Regions from separate parts of the Homo sapiens genome. Here region 1 is linked to region 2. Evidence: chromatin loops called from intact Hi-C (ENCODE). Cell type or tissue: IMR-90. All regions are shown on one strand. Links, peaks and the distances in the headings refer to the core of each region. The heading gives the core; the rest is flanking DNA. Region 1 overlaps SMG6 (SMG6 nonsense mediated mRNA decay factor). Region 2 overlaps SMG6 (SMG6 nonsense mediated mRNA decay factor).

What was found. Hi-C counts contacts between places; a loop is a spot of excess contacts. Peaks named below come from ENCODE experiments on the same cell type or tissue, not always from the same donor. Only the 100,000 strongest peaks of a DNase experiment are listed, where the experiment ranks them.
Region 1: a loop joins it to region 2, with 2.1 times the contacts of the local background. A loop is called at or near these places in 8 of 110 quality-filtered maps.

What each region holds. Positions count from the first base shown.
Region 1 is chr17:2,110,309-2,113,219 of GRCh38, forward strand. The region is part of intron 13 of SMG6 (SMG6 nonsense mediated mRNA decay factor); the gene reads right to left. Among named protein-coding and RNA genes, the nearest start is that of SMG6-AS1, 22 kb to the left of the region's middle. In IMR-90, for the core only: no CTCF peak of the experiment used is centred there; a DNase peak (open chromatin) is centred at 1,613; H3K27ac peaks cover 517 bases.
Region 2 is chr17:2,243,502-2,246,412 of GRCh38, forward strand. SMG6 (SMG6 nonsense mediated mRNA decay factor) reads right to left here. Exons shown (of 19, transcript NM_017575.5): 9 at 1,157-1,218. Among named protein-coding and RNA genes, the nearest start is that of SMG6, 59 kb to the right of the region's middle. RefSeq lists an enhancer at 1,486-1,535. In IMR-90, for the core only: a CTCF peak has its summit at 1,450 (motif pointing left); DNase peaks (open chromatin) are centred at 1,160 and 1,270; H3K27ac peaks cover 1,813 bases.

The DNA.
Region 1 (2,911 bases), core at 273-2,772, 130 kb before region 2:
TTTTAAAAACAAAACCTTCCCACCTTTGATTTTTAGGCCCTGTTGCGAGTTTCTGGTATGTTCTTCAGAGATAGTTCTGCATTTACTGACATATGTGATTAACTACGAGCTCTCTCTATGCCTTTTATAGATACATTTATGTAAGTGGTGATATACTATGACACACGCACACGCACACACACGGTATTTTAAAGATAATCAACATCATTTGTGAAGCACATTTCATGCCAAATACTAAGGATCATCAACAATAAAGCACTCTGTGTTGGGGGGACTGATGGAAAGATCTGGCGGAAGCAGCAAAGGAAAGCAGACGGAAGAAAGACCCTGATGAGGTGCTCAAGTCCATCAGTCATCATCAAGTCCAACAGGCCTGGGAGAGGTCAGCAACAACAGTCTCCCCAGCCAAGCAGGGTCTCAAATGACAAAAAGTTGGGCAAAATAATGTGCAAAGTATATACATGTGCTCCAGTCTGCACGCTGCCCAGAAAGAGCTCCCACCCCAGAGGAATCAATATCAGGAGGGTCATCAACAAATTTGAAGGCCAGAAACAAAGAGTGCTATATATGTATTTACTGTGAAAATTAAGCGGCTCCAATTCCATTTCGATGTGTAGGCTATAGGTGTTACGGCAAGAGCTGCCTGGTACATCTGAAGGCCGCTACGCCCACCTTCAGTGCCAGTTTCCTTATCAGAGGAGCTCGTAGAGCCTCACAGAACACAAAGTAAGATATCTGAGGTGTTTCAGGCTGATCTCACAGTCTGAGTTCTAAATGTATTCTACTGAAATTCAATAAATATTTATTAAGCACATGCTATGGTGTGGCAGGCCCTATTCAAACCACCAGGAATACAGCAGTGAATAAAACAATGCTCCTGTTCCCATGGAACTTAAAACATTTTTCTGAGACTGAGAATCAAATAAGCAGACAGTAGTGGGAAGTACTGTGAAAAAAAGTTGGGTAAGGGAGACAGAGAGCGGCAGGGTGGGGAAGAGTATTGCTATTTTATATAAGATGGTGAATAGAAGACCCTAAGAAAGGTAATATTTGATCAGACTTGAAGGTGCAAGCCACAAAAAAGAGAGGTCCTTTCTTATCTCGCTCAAAGAGGTCCTCTGAGATCACAGGATCTCGCTGTTGCCCAGGCTGCAGTACAGTGGTGTGATCATAGCTCACTGCAGCCTCGACCTCCTGGGCTCAAGCGATCCTTCTACCTCAGCCTCCCAAGTAGCTGGGACCACAGGCGCCTGCCACCACGCCTGGCTAATTTTTTATAGAAACGGGGTCTCCCTATATTGCCCAGACTGGCCTTGAACTCCTAGGTTCAAGGGATCCTCCGGCCTTGGCCTCTTAAAGTGCTGGGATTACAGGCATGAGCTACTGTGCCTGGCCCGAAAGGTCCTTAGAGCGGGTTTCTTGGGTGGTGGCTGGAGCATCAAGGAGTTCCTTCTCTGATCGAAGGGCTTGTTAGCTACACAGTTTGAAGGAAGGAGAACAGGCTTTTCCAGCTCAGCCTGGTGAGAGGAGAGGCCTTTGAGAGTTTATGCAGCTTGCACACCCGCTCCATGCAGTTTCTGGAAAGTTTCCATCACAGATGAGAGTTTTACGTTGAATTTTAAGTTTGACCACAAATATTTAAACTTCCCTGGACCACAAATACAGTATCTTCCCTGTGGTTTATCTGGCAGCAAGTACATATTTACAAATCTCTATATGTCTGCCTGTTATTTAAATTTCTTACAGAAGTGCCAAGGTCTTTAGTTGTGATTTATCCCCTCCCCCTCCGTACTGGTAGGTATAGTCTTCATTAGGCCTAACTCTTGGGAAAAGGAGGTATCTTTACAATTGAAGCTTAGAAATCTTCCTGATTAAATTTCCTATTACCGCTTCCCTCTTAAAAAAAAAAAAGTCGGCCGGGCGCGGTGGCTCACGCCTGTAATCCCAGCACTTTGGGAGGCTGAGGCGGGTGGATCACGAGGTCAGGAGATCGAGACCATCATGGCTAACATGGTGAAACCCCGTCTCTACTAAAAATACAAAAAAAAAATTAGCCAGGCGTCGTGGCGGGCGTCTGGAGTCCCAGCTACTCGGGAGGCTGAGGCAGGAGAATGGCATGAACCCGGGAGGCGGAGGTTGCAGTGAGCCGAGATCGTGCCACTGCACTCCAGCCTGGGTGACTGAGCAAGACTCTGTCTCAAAAAAAATAAAATAAAAAATAAATAAATAAATAAATAAATAAATAAATAAATAAATAAATAAAAGGCAATGGTCTGTTCCAAGTTCTTGCATTTGAATTGAAATGTAAAAATTGAATTTTTTTGGTGCTTTTTTTTTTCCACTAGGGAATTGAGAACAAAACTTAAAGCTAAATAAATCTGCATACTTTAGCTATATTAAAAAGCAAAACAGCAAACAATAAAAGCCAGGTGTAATGAGCTCCAAACTTTTTTTTTTTTTTTTTTTTGAGACAGACTCTCACTCCGCCACCCAGGCTAGAGTGCAGTGGCGCAATCACAGCTCACTGCAACCTCTGCCTCCCAGGCTCAAGCAATCCCCCTGCCTCAGCCTCCTGAGTAGCTGGGACCACAGACATGCGTCACCATGCCTGACTAATTTTTGTATTTTTGGTAGAGATGGGGTTTCACCATGTTAACCAGGCTGGTCTTGACCTCCTGAGCTCAAGTGATCTACTGGCCTCAGCTTCCCAAAGTGCTGGGATTACAGGTGTGAGCCACTGTTCCCAGCCTTTTATTTTCTTTTTTAAGAGACAGAGTCTTGCTCTGTCACCCAGGCTGGAGTGCAGTGGCATGATCAAGGCTTACTGCAGCCTCCATCTCCCAGCCTCCCAGGCTCCAGTGATCCTCCCCGCGACTTCAGCCTCCTGATTAGTGAACAGCTAGCATTGCAG
Region 2 (2,911 bases), core at 300-2,799:
GAAACCCCATCTCTGCTAAAAATGCAAAAATTAGCCAGACGCGGTGGCATGTGCCTGTAATCCCAGCTACTTGGGGGGCTGAGGCAGAAGAATCACTTGAACTCAGAGGGCAGAGGTTGCAGAGAGTCGAGTCATGCCGCTGCACTCCAGCCTGGGCAAGAGAGCAAGGCTCTGTCTCAAAAAAAAGCCTTCTAGAGAATTACAGATAAACTTACGAAGTTATGACGGGAAGTGAAAGGGAAACATTGACAATAACTGGGGTATTCATAATTCAAAACAAATCACCCCAAAGGGTAGCTCACAATACAACTTCCAACTCAGAAAATATTAGAATCCAGTAGAAAACTGGTCTAGTGGAAGACTGGTCTGGGGGCACTGCCACCTACTACTTTCTTCACTCTCCTATACTCAGGGAGATCCTATACTAAAGAGGCACCAGGCATCCATCTGCTCTGGCGTGTAGGCATTACGTTGGGCTTAGGATCACTAGTTTTATGCAGAGAGGAAGAACTCGGATCCATCCAAGGAATAAAGGAATACTCAAAACTCGATCTGTTTCCAGGAATTTAAGCAGTCAAGTGTTAGTTTTGCACACACTACCTTCCCTGAGATGTCTATGGAAATCCATGGTGGATGATGAAACCGTAAGAGGCTTGGTATCTAATGAGATCAGCAATATGGCAAAGGAATCTGAGCATAGGAGGAAAGGATATGGGTCAAAAGGATATAGAAAGAAAATGTTACTCTTATTTTTGATGGAAAAGTAGTGGACAGTATTCTTCCCAAGGAGGACCCCCTGACAGCTGCACCCAGGGATTTAGCACAACTGCCCTGAGGCACTCACTAGGGACCTAAGCCGGAAGGCAGAGGAAAGAGAAACCCAGAGGGACTGGGGTGGGGGCTGGGACAAGATTGTATTTAAAGGAGTGTTTTAGTAAAGGTAGAGAAAGAAGAAACAAGAGAGATAGAGAGTAATATTTACCAAATTTCATGAGCACAGTAGGACAGAAGATGAAGGGAAGAGAAGAGAAGGTGGAGGCCTCTAAGAATTCACACCCTGTGCCCTCAGTTACAAACACAGTCCAGTTGCTAACAATATTAAATTCCAAAATGACTTGTAATGTAGGAAAATAAAATAAACATCCTGCACACTTACCCAATCCGGGTAAACAGCTTCCCATGGGCATGGAGAAAACTGAGGATGAACCTTTTGTTCAGCTGCATGGGAAAAAGGGAGAGGAGAAAACAATTAAACTTTCCCCAGTTTCCTGTTACTGAACAGAGTCCCCAGTGACACAATAACCTGGCCAGGGTCTAAGGGGTGGGCACTAGGGATGGGAACCAAATGGACATGCCCAAACTCTCACAGACCCAGGGCACATGCCCAACAGCTGCCGCTCAGCTGAGCCAAGATGACAACAGGCTCAGTGAGCAGACAGCACCCTCTGCCGGCAGTGGCACCTGTGTGCAGGGGATGAGGCGGTGAATCCTAATAAGCAGGATATAAAGAAAGGTGCCCACAGCTCTCTGAGGATCTAGGAGCCACTCCGGCTCCATAATCATGGAAATGAAACTCTAACAGGAGCAAGGATAATAGTGAAGGCCCTGGTTCTATTTGGGTTATTTTTCTACCTACCTAGCTAGGAAAGCAGGACTCTTTGACAACCAAGAGCAAGGTAACCCACCACTAACTAGCTCATCAAATTGTACTTCACCAGCTTTAAAAACTAGAGTTCATGTTCTAGGTCTGGAGTTGAAAATTCAAGTGTCTAAAGGGCTAGGCGTGAAGTATGCTGATGGAGACAGTAGCAAGCTATGACTATTCCACTCCAGTTTTGGCCAAATCCTCTATGTAGGCCCAAGCTGGAAACTGCAATCTGGGTTTTTTTGTTTTTGTTTTTTGAGACAGAATCTTGCTCTGTCACCCAGGCTGGAGTGCAGTGGTATGATTTCAGCTCACTGCAACCTCCACCTCCCAGTTCAAGCAATTCTCGTGTCTCAGCCACTCAAGTAGCTGGGATTACAGGCATGCACCCCCATAATCGGCTAATTTTTGTATTTTTAGAAGAGACGGGGTTTTGCCATGTCGGCCAGGCTGGTCTCCAACTCCTGGCCTCAAGTGATCCACCTGCTTTGGCCTCCCAAAGTGCTGGGATTACAGGCATGAGCCACTGCACCCAGCATGTTTTGTTGTTTTGAGACAGGGTCTCACTCTGTCGCCCAGACTGGAGCACAGTGGTGTGATCACAGCTCACTGCAACCTCAACCTCCTGGGCTCAAGTGATCCTCCTGCCTCAGCCTCCTGAGTAGCTGGGACTACAGGTATGTGTCACCACACCTAGCTAATTTTTAATTTTTTGTAGAGAGGAGTTCTCAATACGTTGCCCAGACTGGTCTCAAAATCCTGGGCTCAAGCAATCCTCCTGCCTCAGCCTCTCAAAGTGCTGGGATCACAGAGGTGAGAGTCACTGCACCTGGCTGAATCTGGATTTTTATGTGAAATACTCTGGCTTTTACATGTTGGCTACTAATGAAAATAATTTAAGCATTAAAGAAGCCAAAAAACACATTTGCCAGCTACATCTGGCCCATGAGCCACCAATTTACAATCGTGGTTCAAGGTTCTAGAAAATCTACTTCCATTGAAACCAAACTATTTCTCAGCAAAACAAGGGAGGGAAAAAAATTTCAATTCAAATCCAAAGCAAGTAGAAACAATCTAAAAACTAAACCTCCTTGTCATCTTCCCTGGTCTCCTAGAAGCAGTATATTCAGGGCTCTGTAGCCAGCCAGGAAGAGAAGTGAAGAATCTTGACCCCAGGATCCCAGTGGTCAGGGCAAGGAGTCCAGTATCGCTGGGCAGTCTGCCCCACAAGGAGAAAGTCCCTGTTTAATCCTCTGACAAAACAGA